2 separate regions of the Mus musculus genome follow, and region 2 is linked to region 1. The links are chromatin loops, found by intact Hi-C in ENCODE. Cell type or tissue: heart. All regions are shown on one strand. Each heading gives the region's core, and the rest is flanking DNA. Links, peaks and the distances in the headings are about the cores only.

Region 1 (16,522 bases), core at 3,170-11,169:
TAGAAGTTTCGTAGTGCAGTCAGTTCTCTGGCTGATTTGACATGTCACTGTAAGAATTAGCATGGCAGTCTGAGCAGGAATAGGCAGGAGTGACATCAGAGGCGTTGATTGATCATAGAAAATTATCTGGTGTGTAATGCTGATATTAGTCCCATAGGTATGCTTTTTAAATAACTGTCATTACGATGGCTCCTCTTTTCAGAGTTTATTAAGAGTTCTGGTGTATATTAAAGCAAGTGAGCATTATCAATTCTTTAATGTTGAAATATCTAGTCAGAGTTGAGTGATTCTTGCTTATGATTCTAAAAAAACTTGACAAAAATTCAAAATTCTACTTTCTCTTCCTTGTATTATTTGGGCTTTTTTTGAGGGAGGTGGGGGTCTTTTTTTTTATTTGGTCTTAAATTATACATGTATATCTTTTTCAAACACACACAGAGGTATTTGTTTTAAGGGGGTTTTAGTTTTATGCAAATTTCCCCAATCCAGATTTTGCCGATTTTATTCCTATAGTGGTCTTGAAATGTCCTCCATTCCTCAACCTTTTTCAAACTAATGAGGAGTTTGAAAATGTGGATAGAGTTTAGATTCTCTTCTTTAGTTAAGAAAGAAGAGCCCATCACATCCTCGCTGATTTGAGATGCTGAGTTTTAAATATTTTTGCATCATTTTAAATTCTCAAAGTGAAAGGCGTCTATAGTTCGGTTGCTAGTAAGTTAAGGCCTTGAGTCTGGTCTTTCGGACTGATTATTTTGCTTCATTGTAACACTTTCCCCTCAGATCTGGCAAGAAGAAAAACACACATTTGCTGTTTGCTTTTGTAATACCTGAAAGACTTAAAGGTATGTACTTGACTGCCTGCTATAACATGGGTTTCATTTTCAGGTAGAAATGACCAGGTTTGTGGTAACATGGTTTTTGTAGGCTATGTTTCAGAATATGGAGCTGACATTAGTTTCAGTGAGCCGCTGACCTTGGAAAAAGTGAACACGGTGATACACTACTGGAAAACGTATTTCACAAATACGGGTGAGTTAGAAATGCATTCGTAAAGCTTTAAAATGTTCACTAACATTCTATAAACCATGTTTGCACATCTCTAAATTAATCTCCCACTTAAGCCTTTTATTGTGAATTAACAATTTGCTATGTATTTTATAAGAGTGTATATTTTATCATAGCCAGAAAGTATGTGTAAATAGAGGAAAAATCTTTTGTTTTTATTTGCAAGAGAAGCTGAAATGTTCAGAAATTTCAAATGAGTTAGTTGCATGATAGTTGTGTGATGAAGGGTTCTGTTTGTTTTTGTTTTTGTTTGGGATTGTTATTATGTGTCTTTTCATTTGGTAACTTAGCTACCATCATATCTTTGTTTTTAAAATATGATTGATCAGACTACTTCATTACAGAGATATCCAAAAAGTAGGGCATTAACTTGGAATTGCACAGTAACTCCGTTGCAAAACATTTTTGTAATTATTTACCTCTTTCATGCCTGAAGGGTCATTCTTTCTCTTTCATCGTCTGAGATACAAAGCATTAATGACAATGCCGCAATTAGATCTCTTCTTTGTAATCCTCTTACCCATTGGATTGTGTGCATTGCAACATTTAAACACTAATTCAATTAGCTCCTCCTAAAGGGGCAGTAGGCATCCTCCAACTCCTGGAATTCATGTAGTTCAATAATTATTTTTGCTTGATAGAGGTTGGGATACTAGCTGGGAAATCCTTCAGGATTAAGTCCGTATCACATGGAGAACATTGGGCAAGGAGTGGAGAGTTTTTGCTATGTCATACGAGTAAAATCTGGAGACCTAAGATAAAGTTTGATGGCTGTATTGACAATACTGCATGGACATTTGTGACTTATTGAGGTGAACCATTTTAAGTGTTTTCAACACATGCACAAGGAAGTAATTATGGAAGGTGATGAACATATTAACTTGACTGTGTTATTTTTACATTATATATGCTTATCAACTAGACACACTGCAAATACACACACACATCCCACATTCACCATTATATTTCTATAAAGCAATAAACCTTTTCAAAATTTAAATTTCATATTTTCTTGAACCATACTGAGGACTGTTATATATGTTTACATTCTAGAGTCAATGTGTCTGCCTCTTTATAGTGCTAGCTTTCAATAGTCAGAGTCGTGAGTTCTCTTTGTAGCACCTTCTCTCACCATGCCATCTTCCCCAAGCCCTACCCAGTGTGGCTTCAGAGTTCTTCCTGGGTATGACTAAGCATGTGGTCAGGGCCCCTTTGCAATCTCTGCTCTGGTCTTCAGTCAAACAGCAGCTGCCCATCACCTGTCCCGCACCTTTGATGGATCCCAACCATTCTCCAGTTGGTTTATCTTTGGTCCGAGGACTAACAGCTGCAGAATTTTTATGGCTCTGAGGCCACAACTTGACAGTGCAGTTGCTTGACATTTACTTATAAATAGGAAGGTGATACATAAACTCAGTTGGGGACACTATAAACTATGTCGCTTGGTTAGAAGGTTCTTACTGGTAAGAGGATGTCCTGGCGGGCAGTGTGCGCAGCCTTTCATTGAAACTTTCTAATCTTAGTGGTTTTATGCTTCATGGACTGAAACCTATCACTTGCTTTCTATTTTTAAAACCCTGCTTTGTAAAAATAATTGGCAGTGATTTTATGTTTAAAACGAGCCTCTTTCCAAACTTTCAATAGATATGGAAAACACTGAGTTGCCTCCAGAATGCCGGCTGTACTTTCAGACGTCCCGCAGTGAACTCGGAGGGCGTTTTTCTACAGATATGTTTCTTTGGTTAGTTTTTTTTTAAATGTTTTTTCTATTTTTCCATGTCATGTATGTTTACCATGTACATTTTACTAAAAGATACTGCAGAGAACTTAATAATAGGAGACCAGGCCAAGTGCTGAGCACGGTGCAGAGAGAAGGGCTCTTCCTAGGAAGACAGGTGACAGCCTTCTGTTTCAGATTCTAGAGTGGAGATCATGAGTATACCTCACAAGATGATTCAACTCATTATCAGAAAGCACACTGATGTTCAAATAAAATAACAGCAGACTCCCTCTTTTTCAAACACACATTCAAAACTCTGATATTTGCACAAGCACAGCCTTACCTAGTTTTGTCCCCATTGTGTTTTGAACTCAGAAACTCAAAACTTCAACTAGTCTCAGATATCCCATGAAGGAAGCGCTTTGTTTTGTTTCATAGGGCAATCAATCATTCAATCTCCCTCCCTCCGTCCCTCCCTCCCTGTCTCTCCGTCTCCCTCCACCCTCTGTCTCTGTCTCTATCTCTCTGTGTGTCTTGCTTGTTCTCCTGCAGGCTGTTGATCTTGGGTCAGACTCTTCCTTTGTTAGCTTTGCATGTTGGATAAAAACCAGCTTTGTGTGGCTGCTGCCCTCTCTTTTTACACCAAGGCCATTTTAAATAGAGCTTAGAGCACAGGGGTGGACAAATGCTGAAACCCATGGATGCTGATGATGGTGAAAATTCTGAGTCGGGCACTTCTAGAATGTGTAGAATGTAGCCCTCTGCTGTGTAGAAGAACAAGGGAGGGGCTTGGCAGCCAGTTCTGTGGCAAACCAAAGATGATTTCACTTAAGTGGCACATGGATAGCAAAAGCTTTGTGAATCTTATTTAGCAGCTGAGCCTCAAAGAGCTTTTTGGGACGATGACTCCTTAACTGGCCTATGAGGTAGGGAAGGGTATTGTGAGGTTTCATGAATTTCATATGCTACGTTGAAAGCATTCTCAGTGTCTACTAACTTTGAAGTTTTCTTTATCCTCCCTCATAATCAAAGTAAAATTTCCAGTCAAGTTTTGCCCTTTTGGATAAAGAACATGGAATTACAGGGCTAGAGAGTAATAAAGCACTTGTCTACAAGCAAGGACATGAGCTTCAGACCCAGGACTCAGATACAAAAGCTTTAAGGCACGAGTGCTCAGAATCCCAGCACTGGGGAGGTGAAGACAGGAGGAGGCTCCTTGAGGCGCCAGCCAGCCAGCCCAGCCCACTGGGTGAGCCTCAGCCCAGTGAGAGACACTGGGGAACAGTGCCTGAGCACAGACACCAAGGTTGATAGCTCTCTCTCTCTCTCTCTCTCTCTCTCTCTCTCTCTTCTCTCTTCTCTCTCTCTCCCCTGCCCCATACACACACACAATTATTTTTCAAAAAATTTAAAAACATATAAAACAGTACAAAGGGGGCCTGTAGAGATGGCTCAGCAGTTAGGAGCATTGGCCATTCTCCTAGAGGAACCAGGTTCAGTTCCCTGCACCCAGTCACCCTGTCTGTGACTGCAGTTCCAGGGGTCCTATTCCCTTTTTTGGCATCCCTAGGGTCCAGACACACATGTATTACCTATATACCCATAAAATAAAAATTAATAAAATAGTTCAAACCATAAAGTTCTAGATCTCAACCTTCCTAATGCCATGACCCATTAATCCAGTTCCTCATGTTGCAGTTTACCCTAACCATAAAATTATTTTTGTTGCTTCTTCATAATTAATTTTGCTATAGTTATGAACGTAATGTAAATGTTTTTGGAGATAGAAGGTTGTCAGAGGGGCAGAGTCCCACAGGTCTAGAACCACTGTTCTAGATAGCAGAGTCAGAACAACATCCATTAAATGACAAAATTTAAAAGGAGAGAAGCCTTTGCTGATCAAGCTAGAACAGAACATGTAAAGTTTCTCTATTCTTTTCTCTTTAATGGACCTTAACTTTTAAAAATGTAGTTCATGTGTTTGGGTGTGCCTTGCTGCACATATATCTATGTACCACAGACGTATTATGCCCTCAGAGGCCAAAAGAGAGCATCAGATACCTTGGAAATGAGTTACAGATGGTTATGAGCCACCATATGGGTGATGGAAATTGAATCTAGGTCCATCCAGTGCTGTTAATCACTGAGCCATTTCTGTAGCCCCATGAGCCTTAACTTTTAAAGGGTAAATACAGCTGTGGTGTGATTTACAGTGGGACTGTAAGACCCAGTAGAAACAATTGTGAATAAAAACTACGTCCAATCTGCCTGCCATCATAGCTTGCCCTGTAACAACCTCAGAACACTTAAAGTTAGTTCACAGTAGAGCAGGAGCCATCTTACTCAGTCTGCCTGTCTAAGCATCACCTAGGATAGGTGATTATCAAATAAGCTGGAGGGAGAAATGGACTGTGGTGGATGCTATACACCACCATGAAGTTAACAAAATGTGTTGCCAGTGACTGCTTGGAATTTAGAATAGCCATGATTGATAAGACAAGACTGTCTTAGTCCTGATTATATTTGTATTTAATCAGTGCATTTTAGAATTTTAATCATCGGATTTATGATATTTTGAAAACTGAAGGAAAAGATTCGGTACCAAATGTGTCAGGTACAGTGATTTAATGTATTCTCCTCTTTTGTATGAGGCAGGAGACACTCTCTGGCTGATGAGTGAATTACTGCTTGAAATTGACAGAAAGTTGCCTGGCAATCTTTCTCTTTAATAAGTGACACGATTCTCACTTGCTTGTAGCTCTGAACTGCTGAAGAATGACGCTAGACTTGGATTAAAGGCCCCGTTGTCGAGTCTAGACAAAAGCAAACAGGCGTCTTTTCTTCACTCAACCAAAGAAAAGCTGAGACGGTGAGTGGCCGTGGAACCTGTGGTCGCTGGGTTATTTCTTCACACAGAGAAACCACTTCCACAGATCCCACAACTTTCACACTGCCAAAAGTCTGCATGAAACTAGTGAATGTGACCACTGAACATATGCCACCCATCCAGCATGTGGTCACCAAGAGGGACTAAAGAGCTGCCACAGCCTGATGGGAGAGCAGTAACGATTCTAAGTGGTGGGAATAGAAATATTCGTCTTCAGTTCCCCTAAGTTCCCTGTGTATTCAGAAGTTTTCTTAATACACACCGAATGATGTGCAATGGCATTTTTCATTGTGAAAGTGACATACATCTATCTATCTATCAGAACTATAGAAAAGGCAGAAATTATTGTCAATAGCTGAGTCAGCTATAGATAACAATGGCTTAATGTCTTTGTTTTCAGCCCTTTTTGTATTTCATTCTTGCTTCTAACATATTATTCCCACTGCCAATGAAATTCTGAAGATCTGACTTGCCATAATTCACTATTAGGCAACTTCTCATACTCAACTGAGACTGCTCTGCCCACAGAGACTCTGCTGTGCGTTTTATCTTAGATTCTTTTGTAAGTGAAGTTTTTATGTGTGAAACATTCAAAGCCTTCCAAGTGTCCAGCTGTTGGCTCCTCAGTGCTTCCCCCTAGAATAGTTCTTGAGACAACTCTGCAGAATCCCAAAGATCCTGAAGCCCAATAAAACTACCGCTTATTTTCTACCCTTATATATGCCAAATGATAGATATTTTTAGTCTGTTTTTCTTCTCTTCTGAAATTAAGAGAAACTTAGGGACTTTCCTAAGATTCCAGATAGTGATTGTTAGTCACCCTGCCCAAGTCAAGGCTGTGACTGGACAAAGCAAGTGCTAAGGGAAAAATGCCAAGGGCTTGAATCGATTTTGAGTCAATTAGATCTACATTTTTCCATGTGTCTCTCCTGAGACACATTTGAGATTTAGTGTCCTTTGAATGCTAGCCTGGACATTGCCTTGTTCATCTGTTTAGGAAAACTATCTTCTTGCTTTCCTCCGGCTCAGACCACAGCATGATCTGTGAAACTCACGTGGTACAAGACACACACACACATGATTTATTTCTTGGTAAAAATATGCTCCAAACCTAGGTCCTGACTCTTCTGGCCCACTAAGCTTCTACTGTGAATTTACAAAATGATGTCTATATATCATGTGATTCTTTCCTGAGGGCAGAGTGTCTGCAGTTCTTCATGGGCTTTGAGCGGTGTGCTTGTACTGTCTGGGCACCACAGCAGTGGGCCTGGTTGAGGGAGCTGGGGCTGGCCTGGCACAGACTCTGTACTTTGGCAGTTATCCCTCTGAGTGGGGACCCTGGGGGTTTTGATTTCAGGAGCTGTGAATGGCTCTTGGCCTATGGGAACATGGTCTTCCTCTTAAACAGGGGTCAGATGAAGATAGAGACAGTCCATTTCAACAAAATCCCAGGAAAAAGAATTGTTCCTTCAGATAAACAAAGAGGAGGTAATGCTTCGTTCTTTTCATACAATCATTTGTACAGAGAACGCATCAAGTCTTGCTGTGAGCAGCTGCGCACGCTCCTGCCATACGTCAAGGGGAGGAAGAGCGATGTGGCATCAGTTATCGAGGCCACAGTTGATTATGTGAAGCAGGTCCGGGAGTCTCTCTCTCCAGCCATTATGGCCCAGGTACTCAGTTTCTCAAGTCTTATTCATGCTTCCATGCAGCAGTTTTATTTTTGTTCCTGTTACTGCACATCCATGTGTGTGTCTGTAGGTCTGTTTTACAGATGCATCTTTGTACTTGTTTAGGTTACAGAAGCCATTCAGAACAATAGAAGGTTTTCTAAGAGACAGATGCCCATCGAGCTGTTCCTTCCATTCTCAGCCACATCACAGAGGTATGGCAAGAGCATGTGAATCCACAGTCTGTGTGTTGTTTTCCCTCCTGTTCATGCTGGATGATGGTACAGGAACTGAAGACATACATATTTGTTAGGGATTCACGACTGTCTCCCACTGCCAGTTCTGATCATCTTATTACTGTGATGAACACATCCCGTATCCCCAGGGCTGTGGGCTTCCATCCTATGACACACACCCTGTTAGCCCTGAGAACCTTAAAATGGGGCCTCTTGACTCCATCTCAGTGACTCTGCATGTCCAGCGGGGTCAGAATGGATTCTATAAATCCTCTACAGGGGTTGAGGGCTATGGAGTATCTAGAACTAGTTAGTACGCAGTCCTGAAACTCACAGGTACAAAATGTGACATGCCAAGGAATGACTTCCTTACTCAAGTCTTATAAGTATATGCAAGCAAAGAGAAACAGAAACAACCTTTGAAGGATCCTCAAAGGTCCCAAGTACCACTATGTTATATTTAAATAATCTGTAGCTGAAACTTGTCAGGGTTTTTTAGATCTTGTCTAATAGAAAATCTTTAAAGACCTTGGAGCGACGGCTCAGGAGTTCAGAGCACTTACTGCTCTTGCAGAGGACCTGGGTTCAGTTCCTAGCACCCTCATGGAAACTTACAACCAACTGTAACTCAAGTTCCATAGGACCTGATGGCCTCTTCTGGTCCCTGTAGGAACTGCATAGGTATGGTACACTGATGTACATGCAGACAAACACTCATACATATAAACACATCTTTTAAAAAAAAAATTAGGTATTTTCTTATTTTACGTTTCAAATGCTATGTCAAAAGTCCCCAATACACTCCCCACCCCACTCCCCTATCCACCCACTCCCACTTCTTGGCCCTGGAGTTCCCCTGTACTGAGGCATATAAAGTTTGCAAGACCAAGGGGCCTCTCTGCCCAATGATGGCCAACTAGGCCATCCTCTGATACATATGCAGCTAGAGACACGAGCTCTGAGGGTACTGGTTAGTTCATATTGTTTTTCCACCTATAGGGTTGCAGTTCCCTTTAGCTCCTTGGGTACTTTCTCTAGTTCCTCCATTGGGGGCCCTGTGTTCCATCCAATAACTGACTGTGAGCATCCACTTCTGTGTTTGCCAGGCATTGCATAGCCTCACAAGAGACAGCTATATCAGGGTCCTTTCAGCAAAATCTTGCTGGCGTATGCAATGGTGTCTGCGTTTGGAGGCTGATTATGGGATGGATCCCTGGGTGTGGCAGTCTCTAGATGGTCCATCCTTTTGTCTCAGCTCCATATTTTGTCTCTGTAACTCCTTCCCTGGGTGTTTTGTTCCCAATTCTAAGAAGGAGCAAAGTGACCACACTTTGGTCTTTGTTCTTCTTGAGTTTCATGTGTTTTGCAACTTGTATCTTGGGTATTTTAAGTTTCTGGGCTAATATCCACTTATCAGTGAGTACATATCATGTGAGTTCTTTGTGATTGGGTTCTCACTCAGGATGATGCCCTCCAGGTCCATCCATTTGCCTAGGAATTTCATAAATTCATTCTTTTTAATAGCTGAGTAGTACTCCATTGTGTAAATGTAACACATTTTCTCTATCCATTCCTCTGTTGAGGGGCATCTGGGTTCTTTCCAGCTTCTGGCTATTATAAATAAGGCTGCTATGAACATAGTGGAGCATGTGTCCTTCTTACCAGTTGGAATGTCTTCTGGATATAGGCCCAGGAGAGGTATTGTGGGATCCTCCAGTAGTACTATGTCCAATTCTCTGAGGAACTGCCAGACTGATTTCCAGAGTGGATGTACCAGCTTGCAATCCCACCAATAATGGAGGCTTGTTCCTATTTCTCCACATCCTCGCCAGCATCTGCTGTCACCTGAATTTTTGATCTTAGCCATTCTGACTGGTATGAGGTGGAATCTTGGGGTTGTTTTGATTTGCATTTCCCTGATGATTAAGGATGTTGAACATTTTTTCAGGTGCTTCTCAGCCATTAGGTATTCCTCAGGTGAGAATTCTTTTAGCTCTGTACCCCATTTTTTAATGGGGTTATTTGATTTTCTGGAGCCTACCTTCTTGAGTTCTTTATATATATTGGATATTAGTCCTCTATCTGATTTAGGATTGTTAAAGATCCTTTCCCAATCTGTTGGTGGTCTTTTTGTCTTATTGACAGTGCCTTTTGCCTTACAAAAGCTTTGCAATTTTATGAAGTCCCATTTGTTGAATCTCGATCTTACAGAACAAGCCATTGCTGTTCTATTCAGGAATTTTTCCCCTGTGCCCATATCTTCAAGGCTTTTCCCCACTCTCTCCTCTATAAGTTTCAGTGTCACTGGTTTTATGTGGAGTTCCTTGATCCACTTAGATTTGACCTTGGTACAAGGAGATAGGAATGGATCAATTCACATTCTTCTACATGAAAACCGCCAGTTGTGCCAGCACCATTTGTTGAAAATGCTGTCTTTTTTTCCACTGGATGGTTTTAGCTCCCTTGTTAAAGATCAAGTGACTATAGGTGTCTGGGTTCATTTCTGGGTCTTCAATTCTGTTCCATTGGTCTACTTGTCTGTCGCAATACCAGTACCATGCAGTTTTTAACACAATTGCTCTGTAGTACAGCTCTGTAGTACAGCATGGTGATTCCACCAGAGGTTCTTTTATCCTTGAGAAGAGTTTTTGCTATCCTAGGTTTTTTCTTATTCCAGATGAATTTGCAAATTGCCCTTTCTAATTCGTTGAAGAATTGAGTTGGAATTTTGATGGGGATTGCTTTGAATCTGTAGATTGCTTTTGGCAAGATAACCATTTTTACCATATTGATCCTGCCAATACATGAGCATGGGAGATCTTTCCATCTTCTAAGATCTTTGATTTCTTTCTTCAGAGACTTGAAGTTCTTATCATACAGATCTTTCACTTCCTTAGTTAGAGTCACACCAAGGTATTTTATATTATTTGTGACTACTGTGAAGGGTGTTGTTTCCCTAATTCCTTTCTCAGCCTGTTTATTCTTTGTATAGAGAAAGGCCATTGACTTGTTTGAGTTAATTTTATATCCAGCTACTTCACCGAAGCTGTTTATCAGGTTTAGGAGTTCTCTGGTGGAATTTTTAGGGTCACTTATATATACTATCATATCATCTACAAATAATGATATTTTGACTTCTTCCTTTCCAATTTGTATCCCCTTGACCTCCTTTTGTTGTCGAATTGCTCTGTCTAGGACTTCAACTACTATATTGAATAGGTAGGGAGAAAGTGGGCAGCCTTGTCTAGTCCCTGATTTTAGTGGGATTGCTTCCAGCTTCTCACTTTTTACTTTGATGTTGCCTACTGGTTTGCTGTAGATTGCTTTTATCATGTTTAGGTATGGGCCTTGAATTCCTGATCTTCCAAGACTTTTATCATGAATGGGTGTTGGATTTTGTCAAATGCTTTCTCAGCATCTAAGGAGATGATCATGTGGTTTTTGTCTTTGAGTTTGTTTATATAATGGATTACGTTGATGGATTTCCGTATATTAAACCATCCCTGCATCCCTGGAATAAAACCTACTTGGTCAGGATGGATGATTGCTTTAATATTTTCTTGGATTCTGTTAGTGAGAATTTTATTGAGTATTTTTGCATCGATATTCATAAGGGAAATTGGTCTAAAGTTCGCTATCTTTGTTGGGTCTTTCTGTGGTTTAGGTATCAGAGTAATTGTGGCTTCATAGAATGAATTGGGTAGAGTACCTTCTTTTTCTATTTTGTGGAGTAGTTTGAGAAGAACTAGAATTAGACCTTCTTTGAAGGTCTGATAGAACTCTGCACTAAACCCATCTGGTCCTGGGCTTTTTGTGGTTGGAAGACTATTAATGACTACTTCTATTTCTTTAGGGGATATAGGACTGTTTAGGTCATTAATCTGATCCTGATTTAACTTTGGTACCTGGTATCTGTCTAGAAATTTGTCCATTTCATCCAGGTTTTCCAGTTTTGTTGGGTATAGCCTTTTGTAGAAGGATCTGATGGTGTTTTGGATTTCTTCAGGATCTGTTGTTATGTCTCCCTTTTCATTTCTGATTTTGTTTATTAGGATACTGTCCCTGTGCCCTCTAGTGTGTCTGGCTAAGGGTTTATCTATCTTGTTAGTTTTCTCAAAGAACCAGCTCCTCCTTTGGTTGATGCTTTGAATAGTTCTTCTTGTTTCCACTTGGTTGATTTCACCCCTGAGTTTGATTATTTCCTGCTGTCTACTCCTCTTGGGTGAATTTGCTTATTTTTGTTCTAGAGCTTTTAGGTGTGTTGTCAAGCTGCTAGTGTGTGCTCTCTCTAGTTTCTTTTTGTAGGCACTCAGAGCTATGAGTTTTCCTCTTAGAAATGCTTTCATTGTGTCCCATAAGTTTGGGAATGCTGTGGCTTCATTTTCATTGAACTCTAAAAAGTCTTTAATTTCTTTCTTTATTCCTTCCTTGACCAAGGTATCATTGAGAAGAGTGTTGTTCAGTTTCCACATGAATGTTGGCTTTCTACTATTTATGTTGTTATTGAAGATAAGCCTTAGTCCATGGTGATCTGATAGGATGCTTGGGACAATTTCAATATTTTTGTATCTGTTGAGGCCTGTTTTGTGACAAATTATATGGTCAGTTTTGGAGAAGGTACCATGAGGTGCTGAGAAGAAGGTATATCCTTTTGTTTTAGGATAAAATGTTCTGTAGATATCTGTTAAGTCCATTTGTTTCATAACTTCTGTTAGTTTCACTGTATCCCTGTTTAGTTTCTGTTTCCATGATCTGTCCATTGATGAAAGTGGTGTGTTGAAGTCTCCCACTATTATTGTGTGAGGTGCAATGTGTGCTTTGAGCTTTACTAAAGTTTCTTTAATGAATGTTGCTGCCCCTGCACTTGGAGCATAGATATTCAGAATTGAGAGTTCCTTTTGGAAGATTTTACCTTTGATGAGTATGAAGTGTCCCTCCTTGTCTTTTTTGATAACTTTGGGTTGGAAGTCGATTTTATTAGATATTAGAATGGCTACTCCAGCTTGTTTCTTCAGACCATTTGCTTGGAAAATTGTTTTCCAGCCTTTCACTCTGAGGGAGTGTCTGTCTTTTTCCCTGAGATGGGTTTCCTTTAAGCAGCAGAATGTTGGGTCCTGTTTGTGTAGCCAGTCTGTTAGTCTATGTCTTTTTATTGGGGAATTGAGTCCATTGATATTAAGGGATATTAAGGAAAAGTAATTGTTGCTTCCTGTTATTTTTGTTGCTAGAGTTGGGATTCTGTTCTTGTGGCTGTCTTCTTTTAGGTTTCTTGAAGGATTACTTTCTTGCTTTTTCTAAGGCGTGGTTTCTGTCCTTGTATTGGTTTTTTTTTTTTTTTTTTTTGTTATTATCCTTTGAAGGGCTGGGTTTGTGGAAAGATATTGTGTGAATTTGGTTTTTTAATAGAATACTTTGGTTTCTCCATCTATCGTAATTGAGAGTTTGGCTGGGTATAGTAGCTTGGGCTGGCATTTGTTTTCTCTTAGTGTCTGCATAACATCTGTCCAGGATCTTCTGGCTTTCATAGTCTCTGGTGAAAAGTCTGGTGTAATTCTGATAGGCCTGCCTTTATATGTTACTTGACCTTTTTCCGTGTTGCTTTTAATATTTTGTCTTTATTTAGTGCGTTTGTTGTTCTGATTATTATGTATCGGGAGGAATTTCTTTTCTGGTCCAGTCTATTTGGAGTTCTGTAGGCTTCTTGTATGTTCATGGGCATCTCTTTCTTTAGGTATGAGAAGTTTTCTTCTATAATTTTGTTGAAGATATTTGCTGGCCCTTTAAGTTGAAAATCTTCATTCTCATCTACTCTTATTATCTGTAGGTTTGGTCTTCTCATTTTGTCCTGGAATTCCTGGATGTTTTGAGTTAGGATCTTTTTGCATTTTGCATTTTCTTTTATTGCTGTGTCCATGTTCCCTATGGAATCTTCTGCACCTGAGATTCTCTCTTCCATCTCTTGTATTCTGTTGCTGATGCTCACATCTATGTTTCCTGATTTCTTTCCTAGGGTTTCTATCTCCAGAGTTGTCTCTCTTTGGGTTTTCTTTATTGTTTCTTGTTCCCTTTTTAGATCCTGGTTGGTTTTGCTCAATTCCATCTCCTTTTTATTATTGTTTCATGTAACTCTCTAAGGCATTTTTGTGTTTCCTCTTTAAAGGCTTCTAGCTGTTTACCTGTATCTTCCTTTATTTCCTTCTTAAGGTCCTCCATCATCATCATAAGAAGTGACTCTAGATCCATGGCTTGTTTTTCTGGTGTGATGGTGTATCCAGGACTTGTTATGGTGGGAGAATTTGGTTCTGATGATGCCAAGTACCCTTGGTTTCTGTTGCTTCTGTTCTTATGCTTGCTTCCTGACATTTCATTATCTCAAGTATTTGTTGTCCTTAATATATCTGATTGGAGCCTGTCCTTCTTATAATCCCAGTTGATTCAGGACTCCTCAGAGTCCAGCTTTCTCTGTGATCCTTTGCTTGTGGGCTCCTGTGAACCTGAGGTTCTGGGTGTGTCAGAGTTCTTGGCAGTCAAGTTCCCCTGAGACCCTGAAATACTGGTGTGACCAAGCTCTTTTATCCTGGGATCCTGTTGTCAAAGATCCTGGGCATTTTACAGTGCCTGGAAGTGGTGTCTCCTTTGAGGAGCGTGGAGCTGTCTGGTCAGTGGTCCTAAGATCGCGTGGAGAGTCCTCTAGGGAACTTGGGGGTGTCCGACGACTCCATGCCCAAGGTGACCAGGTGCTGACGCCGACCGGAAGGGACTTGTGACCCTGGTCAGGCCAGGTTTTTTGCTTCCCTAATGCTGTCTCAGGTCCCGAGATTGGATTGGAACAGAAGTTGTGTTCCACTCACCAGAGGTCCTAAGATCATGTGGAGAGTCCTCTAGGGAACTTGGGGGTGTCCGACGACTCCATGCCCAAGGTGACCAGGTGCTGATGCCGACCGGAAGGGACTTGTGACCCTGGTCAGGCCAGGTTTTTTGCTTCCCTAATGCTGTCTCAGGTCCCGCGATTGGATTGGAACAGAAGTTGTGTTCCACTCACCAGAGGTCCTAAGATCATGTGGAGAGTCCTCTAGGGAACTTGGGGGTGTCCGACGACTCTGCGTCCAAGGTGACCCAGTTAAACACATCTTTTAAAACACAATTCAGAAAAGCCTTTGAATCCAGCACTGTTGGTATTTTCTACCTGGAGGGATGTGTGAAGTGAATCTTTCTTGTCTTCCCAGGGAAGATGCCATGCTGACCAGCGCTTTCTCACCTGTGCAAGAGATTCAGCTCCTGGCTGATCGGGGCCTGAACGTGTATTCCATGACTGCTGCAGGAGGAGCTTTGGAGGGAGCAGTGAGAGGTAAGCAGTGCCTAACACTGCAGCTCACAGAGCATGTGAAGAAAGGCTCTGCAGCCCCTGGCCCCTGACTCCCTATTCATTTCCTGTATAATCACGTGGTCAAGTGGAGTTGAAATATCGCCCAGTGAGTCCTGGCTTCACCATCTTGAAGTACTTAAATTGAATATTTTAGTTCCTTTTGTGTCAGTGTGGCAGAATTCCTAACAGAGAGACCCCAGGAAGGAACGGCTTATCTCCTAATGCTAGACGATTTAGTCTTGAGATGGCAGAGACAAGCATGGCACCATTCACACAGTAGGACATCACAAAGCAGGGGACCAGGAATCAGAGCAGGATTTACACAGTAGGACTTGTACCCATGTAGGGCTGGTTCTAAGTCCCTCTGCAGATACCAGATCTTCAGAGTCTCAAGTCCCTTCTATAAAATGGAATACATTTGCATATAACCTGGGCATATACTGCTGCTTATATGAAGTCTGTTGTGGGTTGGATGATACCTGATATACAATGTAAATTTACACAGATGGTTGTTACATTACATTGTTTAAAGAGCCAAGTCTGTCCATGTTTTGTATAGCCTCACTGTAGTTGATTTAAAAACAGAACAAACCCTTTGACTCCATGGTTAGTTAATCCCCAGCTCGGTGGTGCAGAGGACTGACCGTGCTCACTGTATCAGTGCTGATGGTGTGCTGAGCATTTAGAACCTTAGTTTATTTACTTTCCAGGCCTTTATTTAGAGGCTCTACTCTGAGTCCGTCTGGACCACCTAGTTAAAGGCACTCTTTCCTGTGTGTACACACAGTACAGCCCACTCTTAGCCCACGTTTCCACTTGGATTTGTCTTCAGGGTACTCACCACCCGTGCTCTTAATATGTGTGCTTTGTTATTGGCTGCCTTCTTCCATTACTGTGTCAGCCCCATGAAGGCAGGAAGTTTCCCCTCCTGCTTGATTCATTGCTATAGTTTTAGTAGAGCAACCACACTAGAGCAGTGGAGGTCAAGAAATACATATACTACAAATACCCATGTGGACACAGGCACCCCTCCTTCCAGAGGCCCTTCTGTTATACTTTTGGCAGTCTTTGGCATTCCCACATAGTTATGGAAATAATGGTGGGAATGAACCAAGCTGGCGGGAAAGAATCCAGGTCCAGTTTGTGGCTTTTGGTGTTCCTGAAGGCTACTCTCCCCATAGAGGAGCCAGTAAAATGCAGACCTTCTAATCGAGTGGCTGGTGCTGAGTGACAGGAAGTCTCCTGTCCTCAGCGTCTTTTGTGACTCTTTCTGATTCCTTCCCCCTAAGAATTGTGTTGTCATGGCATCCCCCCGTGCTGGGAATATCCTTGACTTTCACTCTCCCAACTAATTGCAAAACTGTCTTCTGGTTCTCAGCTTGGCATCCCTGCCTCCGATGGCAGTGCATGGAGAGATGAGATGCAGTCCTTCTTTGTATGAAACTCAGTGGCAGACAGGATCACAAAAGCAAACTGCACTGCTCAGTGTGTTTAAGAGCACAATAGATGCCCCATGCCATGCACAGAGACATGCCATGCATGTCTAGGGGAACAGGGGCAGTTCTGGGACAAATGATA
Region 2 (16,522 bases), core at 3,000-10,999, 45 kb after region 1:
GCCCAAAGTGGAATCCAGCTCAAGGGGAGGTCTTAAGGCCTGACACTATTCCTGAAGCTATGGAACGCTCACAAAAAGTGACCTATCATGAGTGCCCTCTGAAAGACCCAACAAGCAGCTGAAAGAGTCAGATGCGGATATTTGCACCCAACCAATGAACAGAAGCAGCTGACCCCTGTTGTTGAATTAGGGAAGGCTGAAAGAAGATGAGGAGAAGGGCAATCCTGTAGGAGAACCAACAGTCTCAATTAATGTGGACCCCCAAGATCTCTCACACACTGGACCACTAAACAGGCAGCATACACCAGCTGATATGAGTCCCCCAACACATATATAGCAGAGGACTGTGTTCATTCAAAGATGATGCACCTAACCCTCAAGAGACTGGAGGCCCCATGGAGTTTAGAGGTCAGGTGGGGTGGGGAGTGGGGCCATCCACATGGAGACAGGGGTAGAGAGCAGGTATGGAATGTGGAACAGTCGAAGGGTGGACAGGGTGGGGAGATAAAATATGGAGTGTAAAATAATAATAATAAAAAGAACAGCCTGGAAACCTACATGCTAATAAGAGATGTCATTTTTAACCAATAAGTTCCCGAAGCTGTGTGGATCTGAATACACTTACAAGCTCAGCAGAGAAATGACTAAAGGTCCCCTCCCCTCCTCCCTAACCATAGCCTGGACACTAAGATGACTCCTACACTCTAATCCTTCTCTACTATACTATAACACAGCCAGGAAAGCTAGCAGCACTTTCAAATGCACATTGGATTGTAGTAGTTTTTCTACTTAAAATCCTTCAGTAATCTTTTTTGTTTTGTAAGATAAAGTCCCTCCTGCTTGAGTTCCTGAAGACCCAGTGCCTGCCAGCTCTCTCAGCTGTCTCTCTCCAGTCTTCCTTTCCACCAGACCCCAAAGGCTTTTGTTCCTTCAGTATGCATACACCTTCCTACGAGAACCTTCCTTCACCTTCAGTGTCCTTCTGATGGGAAGAATAGGCTCCGCCTTATTGTGAAGCTAGCTTCAGGTCTTGTTTGTACGTTACTTCTTCATTGGGCAAAGGAAAATAAACCTCTTCTTGTTCTCCTCTTCACAGTAGAACCTAAATGGTTATTTGTGTAAGTGCAGGTTTAACATTGCACTCCTTCCAAGTTCTGCCACAGCAGGGCACATATTTCTTATAACTCAGCCTCGTGATTGAGTTACTCTTGCCAAGTTACAGTGCATGGCGTGTTGGAAAGACACAGAACTTATTTATTGGATGGATGATTGCAGAAGCAGGTGCTCTGTAGATAGTCATAACCTCCACATTGAACCAAACATGTAATCCTAGGTGTATAAATGTGAGTTTTAGACACCACTGGCTCTCTCTGTATTTATTTGCAGCAGAAACCATGTCTAGCTATGTAATTACCCAGGTGTATTGCGAGAGTCATTGGGCATCAACCGTTTATCTGCAGAGAGATCATGGGCAATCCACTGTCAGAGCCTGCTGGGATTGTGTTCCTGCTGAAAGCTTTCATTAGCACCTGAGATGAGGGCCTTGGTGCACTGCCCATCAGTCTGATGGGCAGCTGAAGGCCTATTCAGGTGCAAGGTAATACGATCAGAGGCCAAAAGGATATCACAGCACAGGTCAAGAAGAAGAGCAAAGAACAATGTGTAAGCTAAAGGAAATTTGAGAGAGAACCCTTAACTCCTCTGAATGTACCTGAGAAGGTACGGAATGAGGAGTCTTAAGACTCCTGAATGGCATGAAGATTCTAACTCTCTAGCTGAGTCTCTTTCATGGCATGCTTGTCAGGGACATTGATGTGATGTTGGGATCCATCAACAAAAACTGTGTGTCGATGCCTTTTGAAATCCCAGTTCTTCCCTGGGGGGGGGGGGGGGACCACCCTTGCTCTGTCACATCCAGTTCTCTAGAAACTCATGTGTGTAGGGAGATGGCAAGGGCCAAGTAGCTGCAGGGATTCCAAACTGTAATATGAGAATGTGCAGGAGGCTGAGGCTCCCCACATAACTACAGGGGGTTTAGGAGGCTGTAGTGTGGGGGGTGAGAAATATCACGTGCAAGTGGGGGTTATCAGATTTGGCTCCTTTGTTATAAAGGATGTGAAGCACAGCGGGGGTTCCTCTCTGTCCCCCCCTCCCCCACCACCAGAATTAGGCACAAACCACACCCAAGCATCTGTTTTCACACAGAGAGAATCTTCACTAAGCATGGAAGAAAGTTGAAGTGACTGCTTTCTGACTTTGACAGAAAAACAGAAGCCAGTGACCTTGCAGGGGTCACTTTTAAGAAGAGAAAAGGGTGGGGAGAGGTCTGTGTTAGAATGGGTGAGGATGTGGTGGTGTATTTCAATTGGGCGTGTTAGGATGTGGTGGTATATTTTGATTGGGCGTGTTCATTGCATGAACCAAGAGGGAAACTTTTGACCGCTGGACTTCAATATTTTGAGAGCTGGACCTTGGTAGTCAGCCTTTTGGAGGAGGAAGATGCTGGATAAGGAAATAGGCCTTGGTGGCTAGCTTTCCGCAGAGGGGTTGGGGAGAAGGGCAAGGTCTGCTGGAGCCAGGCTTGCCACGCCTGCCGGAGCTGGCCAGAGTTCCTGGAAGGTGGATTTTGGGACAAACAGGAAAACTCCAGGAAAGTAGAACTCAGTTGTGTGGGTCAAGGGTGGGCTGGGAAGAGTTCACCCACAGGAAGCCAAGTTTCTCTTAGGAAAAGCGGGGGGGAAAGTCTGGGAAACTGAGTTACAGAGGGCTTACTAGTTCATAAGGGGTCCTGGGTTCTTATAAAGATCTAAAACCTTATGTAACCTGGGCCTTAGCATATTTGAACTGCTATACCAGAGATACATGAGTAGTTACAGTAATTATTTTGAAAGGTCTTGTCGGGGTTGGTTTTCTGTCAACTTACCTCAATCTGGGAAGAGGGAATCTCAACAGAGAAAATTATAGATTGCTTATAGGCAAGTCTGTGTGGGTGGGGAGTGTTTCTTGATTGTTTATCAGTGAATGAGGGCCCAGATCACTGTGTGATGCCAGTGTAGGCAGAGGGGCCTGAACTGTATATGAAAGCTATATAGCAGGTACTAGCTTTTAAAAATTACCTTATTTTATGTGTATAGACGTTTTGCCTGCATGTATGCATGAGTACAACTTGTGTGGTTGGTACCCAGGAGGACAGAAGAAGGAGTTGGAGCTCCTGTTACTAGGGTTACAAATGGCTGTGACCTGCCATGTAGGTGCTGGGATTCAAACTTGGATCCTCTGTGAGAGCAGTCAGTGCTCTAACTACAATCTCTTCAGCCTGACAAACTATTTGATTTAAAGGCTGCGTTTTCTAGAGGAGATTACACAACACACTAGAATTCAGGGTTGCCTTATAGACATAATGACCAAGGTGGTGGTAAAACTGTCTTGAATTTTAAAACATGGGTAGTTTTAGAAAGTGGAGCTGGTCTTGGCATTTATTAATACAATAGACTGTATTTCTTGAAACTTTGAGTCAAGAAAAAAAATCTCCTTCCTTTTAGGTTACACCTGTTATGTGTCTTGTCAGACTACATATACATATACACATACACATACACATACACATACACATACACATACACATACACATACACATACACATACACATACACATACATACATATACATATACATATACATCATATACATATACATATACATATACATATACATATACATATACATATACATATACATATACATATACATATACATACATACATATGGATATAGATACAGATACAGATATACACACACAGAGTCAGTTTTTGGATCAATTCCTTCTTGTAAAGGGGAATAGTGCCAATTTAAAACATGTTTTGAGCCAGACTTGGTGGCACATTTCCAGGGGGGGCGGTGTCAGGCAGATCTCTCTGAGTTTGAGGTCATCCTAGTCTGTATGTGAGTTTCAGGCCAGACAAGGTTACATAGCGAGACCCTGTAACAGATACACTTGCCACATTTATCTCTCTAAGGCATAGGAACCAGTGATGAAGAGAGGGTAGACAGATGCCGAGAGCCAGAGCTGGTGATACTACAGGGAAACTGTTCTCTGGACACAAAATGATGGCTGCCCACATGAACTCACAGTGATCTGTGGGAGAATGCACACGACCCATGAAAAACTCAGGACAGACAAAAATCCCAATACAGGGAAGTGGGCACAAAACAATCCCACTCTGGCTGGGGATCTGGGGCATCCTCTGCTGGAAAAGAGTCAGTGTTCGTTTGTTTGGTTATTTAAACTGTGTGTGACCCTGGTAGGTAAATGACATTATAGGGCAGACCCTATTCCCAAGAGTAGCTGGGTAACACAAAGTGGACTGGTGTTGTGTGACAAGACACATTTGGGAGACACAACACCCACATCTACTTACCCCAGATTGGGAACCCACAGCAGACCAATGTATGGATACTCCAAAGTCTAACTTGGTGACCGACTGAGTTTTATTGGGTTACTTGCAGGAGTAGAAATGACTCAAAGACAGTTGCATCACCAAGGCTCACCCAGCATAGGTGAGGGCTCAAAAAGTGTAGGAAAACCGAAGTACCTTGCACAGCCTGCAGGCAGCTCAGCTGGGTAGACAATGTTCACTCCAAGTGCCCCTGACCTAACCTCTTTCTGGCAGGGGCTCTGGTCTCAGAGTCCTCTTTGCAGCTTGTCTCGTCTGAGAAGGACTCTCAGCTGTTCTAGATTACCCTGGCAGGGAGAAGTTGGTAAATCTGGTTGGTTTCAGGGCTTTCTGCAGCTATTTTGGGTCACTTTACCTACCAGCTTCAGGAGCTTCCTGGAGGATGGGATGTTTCAATCTTGAAGGAAGATGTTACATAACAGCTTAGTGGTTTTAAAAGAAAACATGAAGCTGAATAGTAGGGAGGTGAGGGCCAATTTAGAAGAAATTAGGGCAGGGGGTAAATATGATCAAAATACATTTTATGAAATTCTCAGAGAATAAAATATGAATTGTATCCTCTAAAGACTTAAGCTGCCTTGGGACAACTTTGGACGTTCGTCTAGTCAGGTTCCTGGTGCGGTTTACCCAGAATGCTTTTCTGCTACGTTACGGCCATAGCTTGGTGGCCATGGTATTGTTGAGGGCATTCATCCACTTACTTGTTACTTGTAGTTTTAGGAGAAGGTAAAATGTCTAGAGATATTCCCATTTAAAAAGTCATCTATGATCTTGTTTCTTTTATTACATTATTTTCATTTTTCAAGTAAACACCCTAGTGTTGGGAATTCTCAAAAAAAAAAAAAAAACAAACAAAAAAACAAAAACCCAACTTGTTCTAAATACTGCCATTTTGTTTTTAGACTCCCATTTAACCACAGGGGCAAACTAAATTCAAGGTTCTAGGCTCTAGGGGAACTGGGGACTTCCCAATAGCTGAACAGCTTCTATTGAAAGGATACACTTGTCTGAATCCAAATATCTCAGGAGACAGTTGTCTGAATTCAGATATTTCAAGGACAACTCCATCTTGCTATCTGGGTTAACCTAAGGTAATATTCCCAGACCCAAGAGCCTACTCCTATACTAATTGGTGAAAAACTGTAATAATAACTTGGCGTAGGTGTTTATGAGATGTGAGCTTAAATATCCTGTGATATTCTGGCTCTTTGCTTCAGTTCAGCTCCTGAGTCTTTTCTGAGGTCCTGATTGACCAGTAGCAACTTGATTACAATACATTTTTGTCTTCTTCATTGACCTGGTGTTTGAGTTATGATGGATTTAAGCAGACCCTGTAACACTAGGACCATGGTAAGATACGGTTAAGTCATATAAAATGCTTAATAAATTACCTCGAGGAGGCTGGAGAGATGGCTCAGTGGGTAGGAGCTCTTGTTACATTTGCAGAGGACCTGGGTTCAGTTCCCAGCACCCACACAGTGGCTTACAAACACCTGCAACTCCAGCTCTAGGGGATACCACATCCTCTCCTGGTCTCCAGGAGCACTGCACACATGTGCTATGCATACATACATGTAGGCAAACATTCATACACATAAAATTGAGATAAATAAGTCATTTATAAAATGAAATGACCTTGACAGCATGTCCACTGGGGGGAGGTTCGAGGTAGGATCTCTATTAGTCACACACTTGGAAGAAATCACTGGGGACTTCTCACTGGCAAGATAAGTGGAGGTCTTGATTTCTGGTCTCAATGAAACAGACTTGTTTGGTGTCCATCTCTTGGCTTAGCTCTGAGCCTTACTTTTGCACTAGAATTTGAAGAAGCAGAGCGTGGGACTTTGCATCTAGTTAATTTGGTGAGTGCATTCTACACTCATCTCTGGCCTCTTGAGTAGCTCAGAAGTAGATATCTCATCATTTATTGAATATGTAATACATATCCCAGTTGGCTGCATTTTCTAACAAAGGGTAATCAGCATGAACAGAATACTTCAGGAGAATTTCAGAATAACTTTTAGTAACAATAAATAGTAAAATACATAACTGGACCCAGTGGGCAGAAAAAATTAATTTTGTGTTTTTTATTGAGCAGCCCAGAGTCAGTAAGACAAACAAATACATATATTGGCATGTGTCTATGTATTGTCTAATGACTTTTAAATATATATATTTAGGCTGCATACTGAGCCATGCAAATGTTTCAGAGATACCTGGGATGGGGTCCCAGTCCCCAGAATTGTATCCAGTGGAAGCTGTGAACATCTGGGTTCTGAGAACATTCTTGTTCGGGGAGGGAAGGCTTGTGTAAGCTTATGGGACTTTCCACCCTGACAGACTGCCAGTCTTGCAGCCAAGAGGCCTCCAAGAGCAGTCTAAGTGTGGCCTTAAGTTATCAAAAGCTTATTGTGAAATAAAGCCCTAAGCAGGAGGCCACCATCTCAACAGTGACTCATGTCTTGGGGTCAATCGCGAATGACGAGTGGAACGTGGCCCTCCCCAAGTAGGGAGACTGAGGATTACTTTACATTGCTTAGTTTGAAGGGTCCAGATCTGGTCTCCCAGGACAGTTCAGAAAAAGCAGTTTTGAGGGGCAATCCTACTGGCTTCCCTATTCCTGGGAAGGGCGTGTCAAACCACAATGCCAAATGAAAAGATGTAGGGGTGTGTGGGTAGGTGGGTGAGTTCCTCTGGTCTCCTTTGATGAAGGCGACCTCAATACTGGACCACTTCTCTGCCCAGCACATGACCTGCTTCAGATTCATCTCTATCGATATTCTTTCTCAGTTCCCTGAGCCACCAACCAATCTGCCCCCATCCTCTGGCAAGTCCTTCTAGCGACTGGGGAGGCTTGGGAGCGGAGGGGTGTCCAGGCAATCCAGATTACCAAGACCATTGCAACCAGAAGCCTGGCTAGAGGAGGGAGGACCCTGGACTCAGCCACGGTGGGCGCGCCCTGCCAAGGAGGGCGGAGGGCGGAGCAGGAGAAGGAGGGAGAAGGGAGGGCATGTGAGCGAGTGAGACACAAGAAAAGCTTGCGCGCCACCGCCCTCCTCGGGAGAGAGGCTGGAGTGAGGCTGAGCGGAGAACCGCATTTCAATGAGGACCAGCTCCAGCGCATCAGTGCACTAGCGGTCGCAGCTTCCAGACGCTCGTGCTCCGCAGCCCCAGCCGCGCCCAGCCCGGCGAGGACAGCTCCAGCAGCCGGCCACAGACAACCCAGCCTCCACCCGCGACCGGTGCGTGCTTTGCCTGGGCTGGGGAAGGTGCGGGCAGGCCCCGTGGTGCCGTCTGACCGCAGCCCTGGAAGCCCTGGCCAGGATGGACCCCACTGGGCAGCAGCCGCCCCGCCCGCCGTTCCTCGAAAGACGGCTGCTCTGGGCTGGCTAGTTTGGTCCGGCCAGGAAGCGTTGTGTGCCCGCGGCCCCAGGGTTGCTGGCTCCTGCCTCTTTTGTCTGGTGCCACCGGCTTTAAATAGGGAGTCTGGCGGGTTGGGCCCTCCAAGGCTTTCCATCCCCTTGTTGTTGGAGATAGAGAGCCGCGGAGGAGCTGGGAGAGGCGCTTGTCATTGTCAGGATTGACTGTGGAGCTAGGACCAAGTGGGCAAGGAAGGAGTGGCTGGGCCTGGCCTCTTATTGTGTGCATGCTTTCCCGAGTGCCCAGGAGGGTGGCATGTGCCTGGTGATGGGGGCTGCAGTGTAGGCGTTGCAAGTACCTTTTTGCATGGTCTCAAGTTCCTCTGGGGACAGCCAGGAAGCCTTGTGTACGAATTAGTACCTGCAGTGCTAAAAGCATGCAGAGAGGAAAAGACATTTTCCTCCTAGGGGGAGCGCACACACAGCGCCGCATTGCCCCACAAAAGAGGCTGCTTTTGAAAATCAGGTTTCTGAGGCATCGCCACTGGATTTGGCAAGGAAATCCTTGTGGGTGAGAGAAGTAACAAGAAGATTTCATTCAAACAGGGCTCCCTCTCTGACTGCACCTGTGAATGTGTGCCCAGGTTACTGTGCACGCGCGCTCAGCTGCCACACTGCAGGGTGTTCCGAAGGGGGCGGGGGGGGGGTGGGGAACGACCGTGTCATGACTGTTCCTAAATATATCGCCTTTCAATGGGAAAGGAAAGTAGGGCAGCGTTTTAGGTATGGAATGTTTCATGAATGCAGGTTAGGAGGGATTTCAAGAGAGGTTATATGTAAGAACATTTAAAAGATGTTCCCACATCCTGTGATGTGCTGGCTTGGGTGGTGCGTGCACTCCGGAGAAACACATGCATGTCTTTTATTCCATACCTCTCTATCCACCTGAATCCTAATCCAACTGCTAAAATATGCTTTGGGATTTCCATGTGTGATGGCGTGGATTTATGCTAGACGTGTGTGTGTGTGTGTGTGTGTGTGTGTGTGTGTGTGTGTGTGTGTGTGTTTCTAAAATTGATGAAATGGGAGCTCATTCACAGAAAGGTGAATATAATATTCCTTAGAATGGTGAGAAACCCCACAACGAGCAACACTGCTTCTCTGGCTTTGTAATATTTGTAGAGTATGATAAAAGTCCATGCTCTTCCCCACCCACAGTTTGTAGTCTCTGTGGCTGAGGGCTCTGAGCACCTTCTTGGTGCCCACATTTGTATCCAGAGACTTCTATCCTCCCATGCTCTGCAAATGCTGGCCAAGTGTGTTCTAGCTAGCTTCCTGTATAGGAAGTGTGAACCTGTGGGAGCCCGGAGAATTTTCTTCTAGAGTTCTTAGTTCACATGTGTGACTAAGACTCTGAAAGCCGAGCCAGCAGAGGCGAGGGGAGGGCACCTGTTTTCATTCCACACATGATTCCCAGAAGACTGAAGTGTGCGCAGCGGGCCTTGGCTTTCAGTTAGTGGAAGCTGTGGGGTTGGCAGTTATTTCACTTCGAGCATAGCTCTGCCATGCTGGTCCCATCACTGCCTGCTCATGGGTGGGGAGCAGGGAATGTAATGCCTGCCCTGGGTGAACCTGTTACTAAAATGAGCAAAACCTTCTGTTTTAAATAGATTTTCTATCATTTAGTGTGGAATCTTGATCCTAAAAGCATTCCCAGTTTGAATTGCTGCCAAAACTTTTTTTTTTTTTTTTTTTGGATTTTGCCAATTGTGAACCACTGAAGACCCTTGGAAGTTGATGTCTGCCATTTCTGGTCACATAACAGTGTCACTCTTTTGCTAGGTTCCTCCTTATTTCCTTTTTGCATAAGTCAACTTTGGAGGAAGCCCCTAGGAATGGAAGGATGGCCAGTGCCTTTAAAAAGAAAACAAATGCAACCAAAAGTCACCTTGGCATTTACCATTAAAGTTCTGGTGAGCTTAGTGTGTGGGCATAGCTTTGCAATCTCCTCCATCCCCTTCCTCGATCAACCCACATGCCTTTTTGAAGACTGACTGCTTAACAAATATATGAACAAAGTAGGAGCAGATACCAATATCAAAGCAGAATTTGGGTTCTGTTATGCAGCTAATACCAATGGGACTGGTCCCAGTGGTGACTATTTTGAAGTTATTTACTTACAAACCCAACAAAACCACTCCATGGCTGGTATAGCTTTTATAAAGATGCAGAATTAGGTGACAATGGCTTGTTTATGAGGCACGAGAGATGGCTTTTCTGCTTGAAGTGAAGATACTCCTAACTCACACTAAGGGTTTTAATTCCTCTCAGTGGAGTTAACAACAGAAGAGAGATGTCCAGGAGAAAGCCTAGGCAGGTGTGGTGGCTTCAAAGTCCATGCTTCCCATGGGAACAGAACCTAGTGTCATGGGGCTGGAGACCAAGAGCACCGACTTTGGAATCCCGATTAAAAGAACTTGAAAATCCAACTCCTCATTTGTAACTGGGACACTCTGGGTCAACCCTGTTTCCCAGACCTAGCTTTGATGAGACTACACGCCTTGTTGGAGCTGTGTGAGTTTTAGAAGAGGGTTCTGTTTATGTCTCTTCTCTCAGAGAACTAACTGGTCATTGAATCGTCAAGTCATCAATATTGCTTTCTTTTACTTGATTCATTTTTTGGAATGATTTCTACAAATTCTCTCACTATGATTTCACTGTGAATTTTCTTATTACAAGTTTTAGATAATTAACGATTAAGTATTAAATTAGAGCTTTTTGAGACAGGGTCTCATGTAGCCCAGGTTAGCCTTGAACTTAGTATTTGTGGCCGAGGATGGCCCATAATGCTCTGTTTATACACATTTTAAATTAAATGGACGTTTCAACTGAGAAGTAAACTTTACTCTCTCTGAGCGGCTCAGGGGCCAGTTTGCTGAAGGTGAAGGAAAAGTCACAAGAAGAAGCAGAAGTTTTGTTGAGTTTGGGTTGAACTTCACATCAGTGACTTGGGAAGTAGCAGGAGCTTTTGTTCTTCCTTCGGAGTTCTACCTCACGTATAGCCTATTTCAGTGTGCCTGAAATCTTGTCATGTAAGACGTATTCTTATGATGTAGGCTTTCCGACTTTCTAGATTGTTGTGTTGAAACACAGATATTCCTTCAAGGATGACAATTCTTTATCACTTCGCTTCTAGCAAGAGTGGATTTATCCAATAAGCAGATGCCTGCCTTTCAAACAGGTAGTAGATGGTTTTGTTTCCCCTGGTAATCTCTGTACCAAGGTCAGGAATAGAAGGCGTGTTTTCCATCAATAAATCACTACTCATCATATGCAAGATTTATAGGTGTTAACAGTGAATATGAATAATGAAGTAGATACTATTCCTACTCCTGTTTGCAACTGAGTCTTACAGGTGCCAACCAGGTAGATTTCTCAGGTTATACAATTGGTATGAGGCCAAGTGTGTTCATCAGCCTGAATGGTGTCTTCCTGCCCTTAACCACATTTCCCCCCTCTTCTATCTCCTTTCCCTTTCTTTTTACATCTTACCTTCTCTCTCTCTCTTCTGACCATCTTTTTGTCATCTTCTCTTTTTATCCCATTTTATTACTAAGCACAAGCAAAGGGTTGAGATGAAATCACATTTTAGCATATGGGATACATGTTTAAGTGCATAGAACCTCTGGATTGGTTTAATTTCCTTTCCGCCTGGTCTTAGAAATGCACACGTATTATAGCTTCTACAATCTGATCCCCCACTTCCCTTCCACCCCCTGCTTAGTACATGAAAGCTCTTCTTTTTTTAAAACCTGCTTCTGGGATTGGCACACTACATGGGCACAGTTCACAGTGAGCATTATAGTCAGGCAAAACTAGAGCGTGGGGGTGGGAGAGAGTGTTTTCTGTTGAAATATCTCTCAACTATATTACTTTGGGAAATTTAAGAGAAAATATTCCAGGCATCGGTTTCTCGACCTATAAATAGGGAGGGTGACACCTTGAGAGGATGTGACTGCAGCCTGAGGGATGATAGGCAGGCAATAGTGGGGGTTGTTGCATATAACCAAACTCTGGTTGAGTAATAGGCTGTTACCAATGAGATGTGTTTTTTCCATTCCTTTCTTCTTCTTCTCCTCCTCCTCATTCTCTCCCACTCCACAACCCAAATACATCACCAGTGTTTAAACTCAGCTGCTCTCAGAGTCTCTCAACCCACGATCTTCACGTAACCGGTCTGTATCTCTTTCTGGTGCTTGCAGGTTCCATAAGCAAGCCAGCCATGTCGTTCGGCAGAGATATGGAGTTGGAGCATTTTGATGAGCGGGACAAGGCGCAGAGGTACAGCAGGGGGTCCCGTGTGAATGGCCTGCCCAGCCCCACACACAGCGCCCACTGCAGCTTCTACCGCACCCGCACCCTGCAGACACTCAGCTCCGAGAAGAAAGCCAAGAAGGTTCGATTCTACAGAAATGGTGACCGCTACTTCAAAGGAATTGTGTATGCCATCTCCCCAGACCGCTTCAGATCTTTCGAGGCCCTGCTGGCTGATTTGACCCGAACTCTCTCGGATAATGTGAATTTGCCCCAGGGGGTGAGAACCATCTACACCATCGATGGACTCAAGAAGATCTCCAGCCTGGACCAGCTGGTGGAAGGTAAGCCTTAGAGAACCTCTGGGGACCCTGCTAGCAACTAAGGGTCACTAAGGGTCACTTGTCTTTTAGCCCATGGCTGGGAGCCTTTACTGTTTAACATGCTTAAATCTCCTGTTCTGTTAAAAAATGAAAAGAAAGTGAATGGTATTTAGCCAGTAGCCCTTAATAATAGCAGGCAGAAAGAAAAGATATCAAATCCCGAGCGGACTGTTTGCTTTCTCGAACCCATGTCCTTTTGTGTCTTCAGTTGTATAGGTCAGCATTCAGGGGTGTTTCTAGGCATCAACTGAGCTTTTGGACCATGATGTTCAAAAGGTCCTGAACCAAGGATGTGAAATTAATTTTAGAGTAGAGAGGGAATTATTCATTCATTTTATTACTAGGTACCTGAGACCAGAAAACTCAAATAATGTGTCTATGGCTATATGTTAGGTAAGTGGTGACCACTAAACCAAAAACAGGGTCATCTGACAAGGCTTCCCACTGGGTGCCTCTTGGGAGGGTTATTGTCTTCCTGGGGCATTCAAGAACAGGAAGAAATTAGTCTGTTCGTATTATTTTAAAATTCAGTTCATGCTAACAGATAATCTGTTGTGGACATTTAACATGAAACCAGCATAGTTTTGTTCCAGGGACAAGGCTTGGTTCCTTGTAAATGATACATTGCCCGCCTCTTGTTCATGTTTGCCTTGGCTCGTCATCCTTTGAACACAGCATGAAGTCTTCCACTGCCACAGGAATCATAACTATGTTAATGACTTTGGGTGCAATGACTGGTACTGAGCACCCCTGAGCTTCTGTTGGAAAAAGTCTTCCTGAACTTGAGCCTTGAAGGCAAGGACAAAGTAGGTGGCACAGCCATCAGAATGCATACAGCCTAATGTCACTCTGAGTTCATCTCTCTTCCTGCAGGATTTGGCTAGGCCCCACTATCCAGCTGTGTCCTGGGCTTGTAGCAGGGAGCATCCTATCCTGCTACCTATTGAATTGGAGTCCAGGTTTGCAGTCGCAGGGCTGCACACAGGCAGAACCCCCCTGTCTTCCTCTATAGCTGGCTGGAGCTTGTGTGTGATTTCCCCCACCCCATGCTGTCCTCTGGTCCCTTGGCAGGAGTGCCAGTCCAGACACAGTAGGACTGGACTGTAGCTGGTGCCAAGCAGCCTGAGCTGTGTGTGTTTGCTTTTCGGGAATTCACATCTCTTTGGTGGCCTGTCGCCCTGCCAAGATGCCTGTAGCCTTGGCTCTTTTCCTTCTATTCAGAGGTCGGTACTTCCAGCAAATTAAAGAGAAAGAGTGACATGAAGCCTCTTTGTGTCAACTTTGATTTTTTTTTTTTTGTGCCACGTCCTTTATACGACCTTGGTAAATACAAGGGGAAGTAAAACATTTGGTGGCATTTTCCAAGGGCTCTGTAGCAAGATCAGATGAGTCAGGTAATCTGACCAGTGAACAAGGCATCCTGTGTGGGATAATGGTGTTGTAGAAAAGACGTGCTCAGATCACAGCATGTCCTCAGATACCTGGAGATTGATGCCTCATTCTATCCTAGAGTCACTTGGGTGGCATCTTGAAGGGAAGGCTACATCTGCTTTTTCCACTCAAAATTGATCTGCTCTCGCCATTCCCATTGATCATTGGCCATGGTGAGAAGCTGATGGTGGTACTGCCTTCCTAGCTATGGCTGCTCAGCACCACCGATCCTCGATCTCATGTTCATTTTACCATAACACGATGCCTTCTCCGAGCTATTGTTGGCTTGGTCGAAGACAGTTATGACGGCTGAGGTTACTGAGAGTGTTCAGCCCTCAGAGACCTCTTGAGTGTGATCCTTCTCAGTGATCCTGGGAGGGCAAAAATCACAAAGCAGGAAGCAGTAGAGGTAGCATTTGAACCCAGTAAGGCAGGGCTAAGATGCTTATGCTGTGAATTTAGCTCCTACAAATGGCACTTTTGTGCTTGTTTCAATCTGTTGTCTCTCTGCTGGGAAAGCAGACATTGTAACACAAAGTTATCTAGAAACCACTATTTCCACACCTGGTAGTGAATCTTAATGAAATATTTTTGCTCTACTATTTCTTAAAAAGCAATGTTTTGGGTTTTTTTGTTTGTTTTTACAATTGTATTTATTATTCACTTAATTCTAAAAGTGGAAACTGCTGATCTCAGAAACACAGTCATCTCTTAAAAATATTTATTTTATAGGTATGAATGTTTTGTTTGCATGTATGTGTGTGTGTACCACGTGTTCAATGCCTGCGGAGGCCAAAAGTGGGTGTTGGATACCCCGAAACTGGAGTGAGAAATGGTGTGAGACACCATGTGGGTGCTGGAAACTGAACTTGGGTCCTCTGGAAGAGCATCTAATTTGAGAGCTAATTTTACAGCTCTTAAAGTCATCTTTTGATTTTCTCTCAATACTGCTACCCCCCCAACATAAAGTGATTGCTGGTGGAATATTCTCATGTTTGAAATTGTTTTAACTTTTTCTTTTTAATACACTTTTTTCCCTAGTTGAATGATATCTTTGGTGCATGTGTGAGTCTACACTTTTTTTTTAAATTTCCAGTTAAAACTTTTTTTTTCTATTTCATAATATGGACAATTAGCATGCAGCTGCACTTAGTGTTTAAATAGCTGGAAATTCATTGATATTGGCTTTCTTGTCTATTACATTTTTGCTTATCCCTTTAAAATGCAAGATGTTGCTTCGTCCTCATTAGACACATATCCTTCACTTTACATACTAATTTATGCTAACATCAGTTCATGATATCAGCTTTCCATTTCCCCTCCCAGTATGACAGTGTTGGAGTTTTAATTTAAACCTCTTTAGTCAATGCAATGACAAGTGTGTTTGGCTTGCAATTATTTTTTTAAAGTTTGTTCTTTCTCACTTGATCTCGGGCTAAAAATTCCAAGTAACTATGACAAATGTGGGCTTTATTTATAAATGCTACGGGCACTTTCTGTTTTATTATTAGACTCTGATCATTATGCATAAGCATGCTTGAGGCACCCTGATAGAGCAGTTCTGAGCTCAAATTATGTAACAAGCGAGTGTGTATTTGTGCAAACAAGTGAATATATGTCTGTATCGGCATGTATACATATGGTCATGCTAACACATGTGTACTTAAGAGTGTATTGAAGGTGAAATTCCCAAGGATTTGCTTTCAATATGGTCTTGGCAGGTTTTCATAAATCATGATGCTTACTAAGGACAGCTGTACTGTAACTGTGTCTCTGCAGTGGCTCACCTGGGGTGTGGTCTCCTTCTCCAGTTTTGAGCCATTTCAGTTCTACTTTAGGGATGCAGCTGTTGTGGAGAAATTACAGTACCACACCCAGATCCTTCAAGCTCTTAGAGATGTAGCAGGATCCTGAGCAATGACTGGCTGAGTCCTCCCCTGCCTTCGTATCTGTGAGGCAGGTCTTCTCGGGGTACAAATGACACAGATACCTAGTCCCAGGATATCAGTGAATGGGGGTGCTTGTCAGGTCAGCTCTGTTAGAAGCAGTGGAATCCGCCTCTTCCTCCCTTCCCACTTGTGTCTTGGCCTCGCATTGGTCTCTTCAGAAGTTGCCTAACTCCAGAGCTATAGAAAGGCTCTGTCCAATGAACTGAATTTCACCCCACAGTTAAGTGATTTCTCGTCTGTCTTGGCTTCCGCTTGCCTGATTCTCAGCATGGATTTCTTTCTAACTTGGTGTCGCTTCTTCTCTTTCTGTAGCTCATTTACTTTCACTGGTGCTCTCTCTGTCTCTGACACGTCAAAAGTTTAAAAATTAATGTCTGTAAAGCTCTAAACCAGGCTTTCCATAAAAGCCCCAGAGGGAAGTTGTTCCTTGGTGTTGCCAAAATATTACAATCTACATGTAATCAACCCGGAATGGTAACTCTGTATGTGTCTGGTTCTGCAGCTTGCTGTCCGTGTAACATTATTACCTTAGAGGCCCTTTCCTATGAGTAAATCCAGGCCAAAGTATGTCCTTTCTGTTTACTCCAGGGCACTCCTCATAGGAATATACCTTAATTCGTTTAACCAGCCTG

What was found. A loop is a pair of places that touch in the nucleus more often than their neighbours do. Peaks named below come from ENCODE experiments on the same cell type or tissue, not always from the same donor. Only the 100,000 strongest peaks of a DNase experiment are listed, where the experiment ranks them.
Region 2: a loop joins it to region 1, with 2.1 times the contacts of the local background. A loop is called at or near these places in 2 of 42 quality-filtered maps.

Annotation. Positions count from the first base shown.
Region 1 is chr3:55,189,530-55,206,051 of GRCm38, forward strand. It overlaps Sohlh2 (spermatogenesis and oogenesis specific basic helix-loop-helix 2), which reads left to right. Exons shown (of 11, transcript NM_028937.3): 3 at 781-842; 4 at 925-1,029; 5 at 2,710-2,806; 6 at 5,544-5,654; 7 at 7,198-7,345; 8 at 7,469-7,557; 9 at 14,805-14,926. Among named protein-coding and RNA genes, the nearest start is that of Sohlh2, 16 kb to the left of the region's middle. In heart, for the core only: a CTCF peak has its summit at 6,293; a DNase peak (open chromatin) is centred at 6,282.
Region 2 is chr3:55,235,056-55,251,577 of GRCm38, forward strand. Dclk1 (doublecortin-like kinase 1) reads left to right here and starts at 7,309. Exons shown (of 17, transcript NM_001195538.2): 1 at 7,309-7,696; 2 at 12,076-12,471. The coding sequence starts at 12,096. In heart, for the core only: a CTCF peak has its summit at 7,511; DNase peaks (open chromatin) are centred at 6,826 and 7,436; H3K4me3 peaks cover 1,623 bases; H3K27ac peaks cover 710 bases; H3K27me3 peaks cover 2,482 bases.